Linked DNA regions of Homo sapiens: region 1 is linked to region 2. Evidence: chromatin contacts called from ENCODE Hi-C or POLR2A ChIA-PET data. All regions are on one chromosome and are shown on one strand. The core of a region is the stretch at or near the end of the contact, and the rest is flanking DNA. Distances in the headings are between cores, read along the strand shown. Region 1 holds the start of CCDC125 (coiled-coil domain containing 125). Region 2 holds the start of PIK3R1 (phosphoinositide-3-kinase regulatory subunit 1).

Region 1 (7,300 bases), core at 1,928-4,427, 1.1 Mb after region 2:
TCCTGAGTAGCTGGGATTACAGGTGCCTGCCACCACACCCAGCTAATTTTTGTATTTTTAGTAGAGATGGGATTTCACCATGTTAGCCAGGCTGGTCTCGGACTCCTGACCTCAGATGATCCACCTGTCTCGGCCTCCCAAAGTGCTGGGATTACAGGCATGAGCCACCGAGCCCAGCTCGGATGTATTTTTTTCTATTCCAGCCCAGGCATACGTGACTTGCCCCAAATACAATGGTAATTAGCAGCAGAGCCAGGACTAGAAACAATATTTCTGGCTCTTTGTCCAGTCCTCTGGCCACTTGGGAAAGGCTGTAGGATGAATAGATTACAGTCTGTTAGCAGTCGTCTCACTTTTCCACTAAAACAACTCTTTAAAAGATGACCAGTGACTTCCTCATAGATAAATCCAAGATCAAGTTTCATTCCTCAGTCTCCTCTACCTTTGCAGGAGCTGTGACACTACTGACTCACTAAGTCCAGGTCCACCTGACTCCTGAAGCCCCTAGAAATAGAAATCTGATCCTCCTCCTTCCCTGACTCATATCTTCTCATATCTGTCCTCTAAGGCTCTTTTTCTTTTTCCTGTCCCTTTTGTAAATGTTTGGCTTCTTTTACTAATCTTAAATACACATCTCCAACTGGATATTCCACCAGCAATCCAAGCACATCTTGCTCAAAAACAAATTCACCGCCGGGCACGGTGGCTCATGCCTGTAATCCCAGCACTTTGGAGGCTGAGGCGGGCGGATCATGAGGTCAGGAGTTCGAGACCAGCCTGGCCAACATAGTGAAACCCTGTCTCTGCTAAAAATACAAAAATTAGCTGGGCACGGTGGTGTGCACCTGTAGTCCCAGCTACTCGGGAGGCTGAGGCAGGAGAATCGCTTGAACCCGGGAGGCAGACATTGCAGTGAGCCGAGATTGCACCACTGCACTCCAGCCTGGGTGACAGAGCAAGACTCCATCTAAAAAAAAAAAATTCACTATCCTCCCAGCCCCCATTCCAGGTCTCCCTCTGAGTCCTCTATTTCTGCAAATGCATCAACTATGCTCCAAAACACTCAGGAGCAAAACTTTGGAATTGTTTTTTCCTCTTTGGTCTTCACATGCCTTCAGTTGCTAGGTCTTCTAGACCCAAAAAAATCTCCCCAAACTATGTCATTCTTTGCACATTAATTTCACTGCCCTGGTGGAACGTCTCTTTAATTCCCCAAGGCTAGCCTGATAATTTCCTAATTGGTCTACTTCAAGCCAACCTACATACTGCTGCCAAGTCAATAATATCCAAGTGCAAACCGAATGATGTCTCTCTCTTGCTGTAAAACATTCCATGGCTCCCATGGCATGTATAATTGTAGTCAATGTCACCCTGTTTTCCTTTTTAAAAAAAATGTAGGCTGGGCACAGTGGCTCACACATGTAATCCGAGCACTTTGGGAGGCTGAGGCGGGCAGATCACCTGAGGTCAGGAGTTTGTGACCAGCCTGGCCAACATGGTGAAACCCCGTCTCTACTAAAAATACAAAAATTAGCCAGGTATGGTGGCGGGCGCCTTTAATCCCAACTACTTGGGAGGCTAAGCAGGAGAATCGCTTGAACTTGGGAGGTGGAGGTTCCAGTGAGCTGAGACAGCACTATTGTCTGTCACCCACGCTGGAGTGCAATGGTGCGATCTCGGCTCACTGCAACCTAGACCTCCTGGGTTCAAGCGATTCTCCTGCCTCAGCCTCCCCAGTAGCGGAGATTACAGGCGCCCACCACCATGCCCGGCTAATATTTGTATTTTTGTAGAGACGGGGTTTCACCATGTTGGCCAGGCTGGTCTAGACCTCCAGACCTCAGGAGATCTGCTCACCGGTCTCCCAAAGTGCTGGAATTACAGGCGTGAGCCACTGCGCCCAGCCGAAACTCCGTTTCAAAAAAATAAAAATAAAAATAATGTATCCAACTGAAGTGTCACCCTGTTTTCTACAACAAAGCTACAGTTTTCACCTCCAGTTTCATCTGGCAGTACTCCCTGGATGTACTCTGCGCTTCCACGTAAGAGGAACTGCACTTGCTCCCAGGGCTCCTCCCTCAGCTCAGCTTGGTCACCTGCAAGCCTCTATTGGTGCCATTCTTCACCCCAGGAATGCTGTTTCTTCTCAGAGCCCCCTCAGTTCAGGACAGCACTCCCTCCAGTAGCCTTCCTGACTCCCTTGGACCAGATGTGATTTCTTCCACATCTGAGTCTTCCCAGTTCTGGGAGGTTTTACTGAATCTTTTTAATAGTGCTTACTTCCTACCTGACCTAGACTGACTGTATATTCCCTTATGCAGAGACTTTGTGTGTCTCGTTTGCTTATGCACAACATGTGTTCCAAAGATATTTGACAGAATCGAAAGAGAAAACCGATTCCTGCCCGGAAACCTTTGGACAGAAGAATCTACATTCAGTAGCCTGACAACTCTGCCTTAGCAAACAAGTTGGTCAAACATGCCTAACTCCATGACAAAGAGGAACTAACTTGAGCCCTCCCTGGTGAACAATGGCCTGCTGCACTTTGCTTTAGGATTTTGTTTCTTAACTTTTCATTTTAGAATAATTTTAGATGTACAGTAAATTGCAAAGATAGTACTAAGAATTCCTGTGTACCTTTTACCCAAATTCCTCTAATGTCAACATTTGTGTACAATTTGTCGAAATTAAGAAATTAACATGGGTACGTGCTATTAACTAAACCACAGCCTTTATTATTTTTTCCACTAATGTCTTTTTCTGTTTCAGGATCCAAACCAGGATACTGGCGCTATAGTTTTATAAGGCTCAAAATTAACAGAAGAGAAAAAAAGTAAAGCAGGTGGAGAGGCAGAGAGAGAAATAGGGTCTCTGAAATCTATTTCTTATTTTTTTCTTATCAGACGAGGCCATTAAACTGGCATTCAGGGAAAAGGATTTGGGCAGTTTGTCCACAACCTGCAGAGTTTCCACGAATCTGCGCATCCCGCCCCTGCCCTGGGTCCTCCCCACTCCCGGTTCCCACCTGCCAGGTCTGACCCCGGGTACCCTCTCAAGGTCCGTGGCGGGGACCGGAGCCCGGACTCCAGCTCAGCGAACAGCACCCTCCTACCGCCCCGGCGCCCCACTCAGCTCGCTCACCTGGCAAGTAGCCTCCTCTCCGTGCGCGTGCGCCGCTGCCGCCGCGCGTCCTCCGGGCCACCACGTGACCGCGTGGGCGCAGTCCCAGACAGGAAACGCCGGTGAGGTCGCCCTGGGCCATGGAGGCAGCTCGCGCTACTTTTTCGCGACCTCACTGTGTTCCTGTGTGCAACCTGATGTTAGCTCTGTCCACCTTCAGCTCCAAAGCCAACCACGGGTAACCAATATGCAAACAATGACATGAGATTTAGAAAAACAACAAGACGGGGCCTGTGTCAATACAGGTAAAATTTGGTGGTTCAAACATTGAGGTTCAGACCGGCGCGGGGTTTCACACCTGTAATCCCAGCTTTTGGGAGGCCAAGGCGGGAGGATCGCTTGAGGCCAGGAATTCGAGACCAGCATGGCCAACATAGTGAGACCCCGCTCTACAAAAAATTTAAAAAGTAGGGCTGGGCGCGGTGGCTCACGCCTGTAATCCCAGCACTTTAGGTGGCCGAGGCGGGTGGATCACGAGGTCAGGAGATTGAGACCATCCTGGCTAACACAGTGAAAACCCTTCTCTACTAAAAATACAAGAAATTAGCCGGGCGTGGTGGCGGGTGCCTGTAGTCCCAGCTGCGCAGGAGGCTGAGGCAGAATGGCGTGAACCCGGGAGGCGGAGCTTGCAGTGAGCCAAGATCGTGCCACTGCACTCCAGCCTGGGCAACAGAACGAGTCTCCGTCTCAAAAAAAAAAAATAATTAAAAAGTAGCGGGTGTGGTGGTGCGTACCTGTAGTCCCAGCTACTCAGGAGGCCGGGAGGCCGTCAGGTGGGAGGATCCCGTGAGCCTGGGAGATCCAGGCTACAGTGACCACTGCACTCCAGCCTGGGCGACGGAGTGGAGACCCTGTCTCAAAAAAGAAACAAACCAAAACCAAAATATTAAGTCTCTAGGAATCCTGTAAGAGAAGGGTAGATCGGGCCAGGTGCGGTGGCTCACGCCTGTTAACCCAGCACTTTGGGAGGCCAAGGTGGGTGGATCACCTGAGGTCAGAAGTTTGAGACCAGCCTGGCCAACATGGTGAAACCCCATCTCCACTAAAATACAAAATTTAGCCGGTCGTCACACGTCCGGAGGCCGAGCCGTCGCGTACCTAGGATGCCGCGTGGAAGCCGAAGCCGCACCTCCCGCATGGCCCCTCCGGCCAGCCAGGCCCCCTCAGATGAGAGCTGCACCCAGGCCAGTACCAGTCGTTCAGCCACCAGCAGCGGCACCCCCATCTGTAGTTGGCTCTTCTGCTGCTGCGCCCCGGCAGCCAGGTCTGATGGCCCAGATGGCAACCACTGCAGCTGGCGTGGCTGTGGGCTCTGCTGTGGGTCACGCCATTACTGGGGCTTTCAGGGGAGGAAGTAATGCTGAGCCTGCGAGGCCTGACATCACTTACCAGGAGCCTCAGGGAACCCAGCCGGCACAGCAGCAGCAGCCTTGCTTCTATGAGATCAGTTTCTGGAGTGTGCCCAGAACCAGGGTGACATCAAGCTCTGTGAGGGTTTCAATGAGGTGCTGAAACAGTGCCGACTTGCAAACGGATTGGCCTAATCAAGAAGTTCAACCTGGAGAGATGGAAAATCAGCTCTCATAACTAAGTTAATTTAGTATAAAAATAGAATTGATAGTGAGGGTATAAAGTGTAACCATGAGTTAAACCTCTCCTGTCATTCCTAGCTTCCTTGCTTCAGAATTGAAATGGAAGGGGGGTGTTCCTACTCTGTAGAATCTGTGACAGGGCAAATGTTTGTGTGGCCTCCTTAAACTAGCTGTTATGATTTTATTCTTTGTGAGTTAATTAGAATAAAGTCATTTTCTTCCAAAAAAAAAATTAGCCGGTCGTGGTGGCAGGTGCCTGTATTCCCAGCTGCTTGGCTGAGGCAGGAGAATCTCTTGAACCCGGCAAGCGGAGTTTGCCGTGAGCCGAGATCGCGCCACTGCACTCCAGCCTGGGTGACAGAGCAAGACTTTGTCTTAAAAAGAGGAGGTGGGGGTGGGAGAGAGAGAGAGAGAGAGAGAGAGAGGGAGAGGGAGGGAGAGAGAGAGAGAGAGAAATCTAAGCTGAGGTTCAGAGGTAGAGGCAGTCATTGAAAAACAGGCTTTTGCGGGCGGGCGGCGTCCACTGCAAGGATGCACTGTCTGGCTCCCTCTGGAGGCGGGAGCACGAAGGAGCGACCACGGAGCCCTTGAGCCTGTGGATGGTGGCCTCGGCGGCCGGCAGGCCATGCTGGAGTATCTGCCAACCTGATGAAGACGAGGACGTCCCACAAGTTCCGGACAGACGTGGCCGCCAAATTAATGAGGAAAGAAAAGGAGTCTTTTTTTTTTTTTTTAAAGACAGAGTTTTTCTCTTGTTGCCAGGCTGCAGTGCAGTGGCGAGATCTCAGCTCACTGCAACCTCTGCCTCCCGGGTTCAAGTGATTCTCCTGCCTTAGCCTCTGGAGTAGCTGAGATTACAGGTCTGCACCACCACGCTCAGCTAATTTTGTATTTTTAGTAGACAGGGGGTTTCTCCATGTTGGTCAGGCTGGTCTCGAACTCCTGACCTCAGGTGATTCGCCCGCCTTGGCCTCCCAAAGTGCCGGGATTACAGGCGTGAGCCACCGTGGCTGACCAAAGGTGTCTTAAGCTTAGAAAAATGATAAAAGATATAAAAGCTGCCTAGGAATGAAACTACTGGGTCATATGAGGCTCCTTCAGGGTGCGCAAAGTCCTGGAAACCAGCATGCAGATAAGGAAAGAAAGAGACCATCAGTCCATGCAGTTGTCAGCTGGCTGGGAGCTGAGGAGAGTCACTTGTGGAGGCACCTGATCTTTGTCCCCCACGTCCCAGACAAGCCCATATCTCACTTTCAGAACTAAGATGCTTGGGAAACCAAGACAAGGAACTGTGTATTGCAAACAGCATTACCCTAGAGAAGAAGTGGCAGGAGATGACCTACAAAAAAATGGAGCAATAGCCTAGAGCAAGAAACAGAACAAAAGAGAACTGAGTCACCTCCTGGAAGGTCACACAAGACAAGCACATATTCAGGGGCCTCCTAACAGACTAGACTTCCAGCATCCTCAGTTGGGGCTAGACACTTTTTACATAGACATTCAATACTAGAGAACTCAGGGACATCTGATTTATACCATGAAATACATACACAGCAGATGTGTGCCTGTGGAGCAGAATTCTGGAAAAGCTCACAGCCCAGAACATAATGCAGACTCCCCCAGCCACAGCACCTTCCAATCCTGAGAAGAGTGCTGATTCTCCATCTGAGCACCCATTCTCCTGCAACATCAGGGGAGAGGAGTTCACCTAAGGATCAGACCAGTATCTCCAAACCCAGCTCCCCACCTCTGCCTGTTGGTGGCACTTGTGGGTGAAGGGGAGATGGTATGAAAAGACTCACAACAGGAGTCACCTGAACAAGGTGGGGCTTGGTGGAAACTGACATTTGTTCCTGTTGGAGGCAAATGTGGAATTTGGCATCTTGCCTTAGCAACAGACACATGAAATTCTCCAGTGCCCAGGACTTTTGACAGTGACTTCAAAGCACAGCTGGGAGACCCATGTGGCCCAGGCTCTACCCAGGCAGGAGCTCAGCTTCACTCACAGCAGGATTCCTAGTGCCAAGAACACCATGGGTGCATAGCAGGTGATCAAAATAATTGTATGTGGCTGAATCAGTGAGAGGTAAGAGAGAGGACTTGAGGCCGGGCACGGTGGCTCATGACTGTAATCCCAGCACTTTGGGAGGCTGAGGTGGGTGAATCACAAGGTCATGAGATCAAGACCATCCTGGCTAACACAGTGAAACCCCATCTCTACTAAAAACACAAAACATTAGTCGGGCGTGGTGGCACGCACCTGTAATCCCAGCTACTCGGGAGGCTGAGGCAAGAGAATCGCTGGAAGTCGGGAGACGGCGGTTGCATTGAGCTGAGACTGCACCACTGCACTCCAGCCTGGGCCACAGTGCGAGACTCCGTCTCAAAAAAAAAAAAAGAGAGAGGACTTGATCCTAGCGGCAAACTAAGAGACCTCATTAAAACCTAACATGTGAGGCCCAGCATGGTGACTCATACCTGTAATCCCAGCACTTTGGGAGGCTGAGGCTGGAAGATTGCTTGAGCCC
Region 2 (6,804 bases), core at 2,263-4,762:
TGATATCTCACCCATTACCAATTCCCAGTCATTGAATGCCTACAGTGTTTGGTTCTGTTAGAGAACAGAACATTTAAAACACTTGACTCTTTAGATCATGAGGCTTACATTCCAAGAAGCCAGTACTCTTCTTGGGTGATTTTTTTTTCCCACTTTATTTTATGATGTGCAGCATCATAACATCACACTAACCTAACCCACATTTCAAAAAAATCACACGAATGTGGCCTAACCTATATTTCTAAAAAAGGTTGAATTCATTGCCAGCATTCAATAATTGGAAAATAGTCCATAAAAATCTGTATTTTCAGCTTCTCTAGGAAAATTGGAAAATTTGGGCTCACATTCCTGTGCGGCAACAATTAGCTAAACTCTAGTTCAGCTGCCCGCTTTAAGACCAGCCATTTGTACTCTACTGTACCCAGAGGGCTTTCCTAATAGCGCCTTTCTTAAGTGGCTCCTCCAAAGCAGTGGTTCCTAAAATCTGGCTTCCCACTGGAATAATGTGAGGAGCTTGAAAAGTTACTAATGCCTGCATTTCACCCCAGAGATTTTGATGTAATCCATCTGGGGTGCAGACCAGGTATTGAGATTTTTATAAGCTCCTCAGGTATTTGCAATGTGTAGAGAAAACTGAGAACCCCTGTCTAAGATAGGGCTTCTCAAAGTTTAACTTGCATAGGAATCACCTGATAATCTTGTTAAAATGCAGATTTTGATTAAGTATGCCTGGGATAGGGCCTGGGATTCTGCCTTTCTAACAAGCTCTTACATAGTGCCAAAGCTGCTGGTCTATGGGCCTCACTTGAGAAGTAAAGGTCTAAGCCATTTGTATTTCACATTGGCTTTGAACCCTAAGATACATTCTTAGGTTTCAAGTCTAATGAAAGCTAATTCTAGCACTCACAATATTGATGTAGCTGGAATGATGATGCCAAATGAGAGTATCCTACCATACTTTGGGGAGAATTCTTTCTCAGCCTATAGCTACTCAGCCTTTCTTGACATTGGGGGGTCCTTGACTTCTTATGCCTTGTATGTGACACCCCTGTATCACCCCTTTCGTTGCAAATTGTACATCTTCTGCTATTTCGAGCTCCTTGCTGGTGTCACTACCTGCTGGCCAACAGTTTGGCCATTACTGATTGAACCATGGTGTTTGGGTACTTAATGTGAGTATTTTATTGCAGAGGTTTTCAATCAGTGTTTCCAGAAGCCTTAGAGTAATAGTTCTGAAACCATAGGGCATGCATCAGATCACTTGGAGAGCTTATTAAAATACAGATTGCTAGGCTCCACCCTCAGCATTCCTGATTCAGTGAGGACAATTTGAATTTCCAACAAATTCTCAGGAGATCCAGATGTTTCTAGTCCAAGGATCCAGAGGTTCTAGACAGAAGGAAGGGAGGTGGTGCAATGGGCCTCTTGGTCTTGTTACATGACTTCTTATCTTATAGTTGTATTTGGGGATTCTAGACTAGATTTTATTAAATAAAAAGATTATTTTTAAAAAAGCTTGAATACTGCTGTTTTGTTGCCTTTGCTTTTGTTTCATAGAAATCAATTGAAGGTGAAAATAAATAAAAATGCTAATACTAGTGATATGGGGAGATATCATCAGTTTAAAACAAATGAAATACTGAATTTATTTAGTATATGAAAAGAGAGCCTTATTTTCTTCCCTTGGGACACTCTTTATGATGAAAAAACGTAAAGGAAATACAATGTATGCTGGAAATAAATTACTAAAGACTGTGTCTAAATGAGGAGGTGCATTTGGGAATTTTATTGTTTTTAGGTTTGCGGGTGAACAGAATCCCACTGCAATAGTGCATAAGACTCTTTCCAGCTATCTCCAGAAGAAGGAGATAACTAGCAAGGTTTTCACTGTTAGAGTTTGTTCAGAGCGGAACCTAAAGGAAATACTGGGAAGGTCACAGCAGTTTCATCTCAGCTTATTGGATTGGATCAAAGTAATTCTACTGCAAGGCAAGGTATATCATTCCATTTACAGACAGAGAATGCATGAAGTCCTTCATTTCACACAGTAGGTGTGAAGAAGGTACCTTGGTAAATTTCCTATTTGCTTTCAGATAAAGTGTATTCTTAAACATGATGTGGGTAGCTGCCTGTTTTTGTGTCGCCTCTGCAAGAGACATCTTGGAATAATAGAAACACCAGTGTCTGAATAGCCTAAAGTGGAGCTTACTTTTCTGTTAGGTGAGTCACCTTTAAAAATGATATTTTTTAAGGATAAGCGATGAATTTTAGGACGTTCTTCCCTCTACTTCCAACGTCCACAAGAATAAACCACCAAATTCAACGTTTTACAGAGGCCAAGTGCTTAGGTTTTGTGTGTTTGTTTTTAAGAGTTTTCTTGCAAGGAAACTGGGAGGGAACTATAAAAGGGCTTTAGGCAAACAGGGTGGGCGGGTGCAGGGCTTTAAGCTGCAGAAAGGAGAATCTGGAAAGAGCTTTTAGGAAGCAGATTCTCACATGTTTTAATATGAAAGAGTGGCACACGTGGTGCTGGCATTCCATCTTACCATCAGTGGAAGGTTTGAACCAACATCAAATTTTTCTGGAGCAACTTAGGTAATTATTACTTGAAGAATATGCATTTCAAAACTAACACCTTTAAGAGACAATGTAATTCACCTGCGCTTCCCCGCCCCCCCCGCCCGCGCCAACCCCACCCCCCGCCAACCCCGCCCCCGACTCCGCGAACGCCGAGGGGCCCGTGGTCTGCCTGAGTGACCTCCATTTGCTCTGTCATCTCAGGACTAGAAGCCATCAGCCAGCGTACGCCCTCAGAAAACTCTCTTCCCTTCTCGCGGGTCCGCCTGGCTCCCGGAGGCGGCGGTGCCAGGCTGCCGGAGTTAGCCAGCGGCAGGCTGCGGGCGCCCGTCCCTCCGGTTCACCCTTTCACCCCTCCTTCACCCCCGGAGCGCCAGGCGGGTGCCGCGGGTTTTCCGCCCACTCGGAAGGCAGTGCTGGCGAGACCAGGAATTGCAGGGCCTCTCCGCTTTGGCGAGCTCTGGAATCCGAGTCCTCCCCACCCCAGCCACTCTGCTGGGGCGCTAGGGGCTCGAAAAAGCCTGGGGTTGGCTGAAAGACACTCGGATTAGAGACGCAGCCAGCCTCCAGGGAGGTCTGAACTTGTCTTCGACCTCCCCGAACCCCTCCGCCTCTGCGCTGGGAGACGCCCAGCAGCCGGGCGGGCCCGGGACGTGTAGAGCCAGAGCACTCCGCAGCGGAGGCAGCGCGCGGCACGGCCGCCCGGGGCATCCCCGCGGCTGGGGGGCGGAAGGCGAGGGCGGTGGCAGGAAGGGTCCGCCAGGCCTGAGCTCGCTCCCCCACTGCCAGCCGCCGGCTCGGAGGCCCGAGCCGTGCGGACGGAAAGGGGCGGAGCCGCGGGCTCTGGTTGGTGTGGGCTCGGGGGCGGGGCGCGCGGGGCCGGGCCGGAGGCGGGGCTAGCGCCGGGCGCTGGAGCTGCGGGCGCACGGAGAGGAGTCGCCAGCAGCTGGAGCGGAGTTGGAGGAAGCAGCGGCAGCGGCGAGGGCGGCAGGCTAGCTGTCGGAGACGGCAAGCACGGATCGGGCACGGCCGGCGGGTCGCAGCCGGGCTGGAGGCCGGTCGGAACCGAGCGGGCAGGAGGCCACCGCTGCAGCGCGGGCCCCGCAGAGGAAGGAAGCCGGCGGGCGGGGTAGGTAGGCAGCAGCAGCCCCGGGTGTGTGTGCTCGGGCGGGGGAGGCGGTGCATGTGTGCACGGCTGCCGCGACTCTCTTCCTGTCACTGGCAGCGGCTTCTCCTTCTGCAGAGCCCCGCCGGGGGGAAGCGGGCTGGCCACCGGCCCTCCCCGCCTCCGGCATCTCCTGGCCGCCGGGCAGCACTACCCCCGCGCGCGGCCGGCGTCCTGTGAGATCCCCGCCATCCTGACTCCCGTTTCCCCCGTCCTCCTGCGAGCTGGTCCTGCACGCCGCCGGTCGCATTTGCCCCCGGAGTTGCCGACGAGCTCGGGCTTCCTCCCACCCTCCGTCACCGCACACTTCGGAGGGTCCCCGCTGTCGCCTTGCTGCAGTTTTCCGGGGCCCCTCACCGGAGGAGAGCGCCCTGGCCGCTGCCTTCGTGTTGCGGGAAGGAGCGCTCCCTTCCCCCGTGGCCCTCCAGCTGCAGCCAGGGTCGCTGCCCGGGCCCTTCCCGGGGCGGGCGAGGCGGCGGTGGTCCCCGGAGCTCGTCCCCTAACCCCCGCCTTCCGAAGTTTGCCGCCCTCCTCTTCCGGGGTGGGGGAAGTGCGCCTCGGGGCGGTTGGTCGCTGGGGCCCTAACTCAGCGTTTATTGCCAGCCAAGCTTGGGCAGGTTGTTGGAGGCATATTTAGTGGGGTCTTGGAACCGCCCGGAAATCCAGCTTTTGGAACGTGGGGCGAGGCGGGAGGGACCTGCCCAGCAATATGGAGCCGGCTGGGGAGAGCCAGGGAGCCTGCAACCCGGAGCTAAAATATCGTGGGCAATTCTCTGGAAACCACAGCTCTAACCTAAGCTCAGAAACTGCCCCTCAGATCACAAGACAAAGAGAACAGAAAACCTCTGGCCAGGCACTCCTGTACAGAAATACACTTTGATAACCAGAATTGGAGCCTGAAATGCAAGGATATATGCAGAATGGCTGTTACGTGTTGAATGCAGAATGTGTGTCAACTGGGTTTGGGGGAATTCTTCTGTTTCCCGGGGCGCTATTAATATCGGAAAGGTCTCACTTCCACCGTTAATCCCTTGAGCTGCAGCGCTGTTGGTGTCCGAGTGTGAGTCTGCTCTTTATTTGGGGGCTTCATGATTTTAGGTTTTTTTTCTTTTTTCTCTTCTTTTCCTCTTTGTCAGCCAGTGCGAAGTACCAATGGATAAAGCAGTTCCGGGTTTTGAATGCAACATAAGATTGTCATTTTGGTGTGATGAGGCTCAAGTTTTAGTAATCAGGAGGGATATTCACAGAGCTTATTGGTCAAGGCTTGATGTGGAGTTATATTTTAATGCTTCATTAGTTCTGTTACGTTTTGGCAACCTTAAAGATGGTTAGATATTAGCTAGGAAGGGTTGGAGTGGGCAGACAGGTTCATTTCTTAAGCAGGTTATTAGAATATTAGATTGTCACAGTTTGAATTACTAGGAATTTGGTGACTTCTGCACAGAAGGCCACAAGTATCTTTTAACATTGAAAAAGGAAGAAAAAGCAACTCACTAGCTATACAACTTTTTGACAGATTACACTGTTCTTGAAAAACCGTTTAGAAGAAAGCAGATAAGAGTTTTCTTAGGTGCAAAAGTTGATTAAACTTTAGGAAGCAAGTGTTTTTGACCAGTATAAAGAAAATAAGAGTAATGTGTGGGGGTGTGTGTGTGTGTGTGTGTGTGTGCGCGCGCGTGCCTGCGGCTAAAGTTTGGGAAGAAATGTTGGTTCAGAGTTAAGGTTTAAGTTGGAAAGGCCAGTGGAGGAGGCTCCCTGCCTTGCAGAACTGCTGGGTATTGTCACTGCTTGCCTCTTCAGCTTTTATATGCAGGTAGGTACTAGATAATCATATTACTTTTTCCAGAGAAGTGGATAGATTTTTATGATTGGGAGAAAGTTTAATGTATCTGATACTGGCTTGCAAAGTGTAATGTGCATTTACTTTTAACTTTCATCTTGACTTGGGACCTGTTCTTAGTTGCATAACAGAACTCTGCAGTGTACACACTGCTATTTGATGTTTTATCTGCTTTTTAAAAATAATGATATCAGTGAGTCTCTTCCTATCCATGATGCTGTATAGTCAGTGTAAAAAGCATTTTGTTTCCCATTTATTGAATGTTTTTTCTTTAGCGATTTCTTGAGTTTAAATATACTAAGCGCAGGAAATCCTCACAGAATAAAGTTGGTTCTGGGAAACAGAAGTGGAACAATAAGTTATAGGAATACATATTTTGATTATAGACAGTGATGATGGTGGTATGCGTTTATCTTTTGGTAATGTCAGTTTCACCTAACGTGATTTTTGAAGGACTTTGAATTGTAAATGCAAACCTACTCAAACTAACCCAAATTTTGTACTGTTAAAAGTTTTGGCCATTTCTTTACATTTTTCCATGACTGTCATATAATTTTTAGGTTGATATGTTGATTGAACATATCAACCTAAATTGATATGTTCAATCAACATATTGGTCGTTCAGGGGAGTATTGTAAAAAGGCATCTACTCTGAAAGATTGTTCACATGATCATTAAAATAGGAACAATTCTAGTTCAGCTTTTATTGTGTTTGCATTTTGTGATTTGCAAAATACATGTTTTATTGAATAAAGAGATGGTGAATGAGCAGGCTGAAAAAAAATTGATTTTTATGCTCAAGTAGAATATAGCCAGTTGAGATAATGTTTGTGTTGGGTTTTGGAATTCTCTCACGTCAAGGCATACACAATGCAAAAGATATTGTATGTTTCATATGAGCTCCTCCAGCTCTCCCTCTTGCAGGGCACAGGGTTTGCAAGTGAAGGCAAGAGAATGAAGCATTTTAATGAAGCCCTGGAAGACTAGAAAGTTAGTTATCAATGGAAGGAATTATCAAGTTAGTTTTTACTTTAGAAAGCAGAATATAAATTATATCACAGCTTTTTATCAAAACCTAGGTTTTAATTAATTTTCAAAGTATTCATATCATTTACTGCATTTTCCCATGCCTCCTTTACGTACACCCTAATGCCCTAATGTGATTACTTGCCATGATTCTGCCAATACTTGTATGGAGTTACTTGCTTAAAAGAGTGGCAAT

Evidence for each region. A loop is a pair of places that touch in the nucleus more often than their neighbours do. ChIA-PET counts read pairs that join two places held with the same protein, here RNA polymerase II (POLR2A). Pooled maps may share reads with other maps.
Region 1: a pooled map shows a loop between it and region 2 (7-fold over the local background). The contact joins the promoter of CCDC125 here to the promoter of PIK3R1 in region 2. A Hi-C loop is called at or near these places in 5 of 50 pooled maps. POLR2A ChIA-PET finds 5 or more read pairs at or near these places in 2 of 52 experiments (CD4-positive, alpha-beta T cell and activated CD4-positive, alpha-beta T cell).

The regions. Positions count from the first base shown.
Region 1 is chr5:69,329,624-69,336,923 of GRCh38, forward strand. It overlaps CCDC125 (coiled-coil domain containing 125), which reads right to left and starts at 3,178. Exons shown (of 12, transcript NM_176816.5): 1 at 3,026-3,178. It also overlaps the pseudogene CHCHD2P2. RefSeq lists a silencer at 6,419-6,713.
Region 2 is chr5:68,212,244-68,219,047 of GRCh38, forward strand. PIK3R1 (phosphoinositide-3-kinase regulatory subunit 1) reads left to right here and starts at 3,513. Exons shown (of 16, transcript NM_181523.3): 1 at 3,513-3,706. RefSeq lists silencers at 2,690-2,909, 3,130-4,229.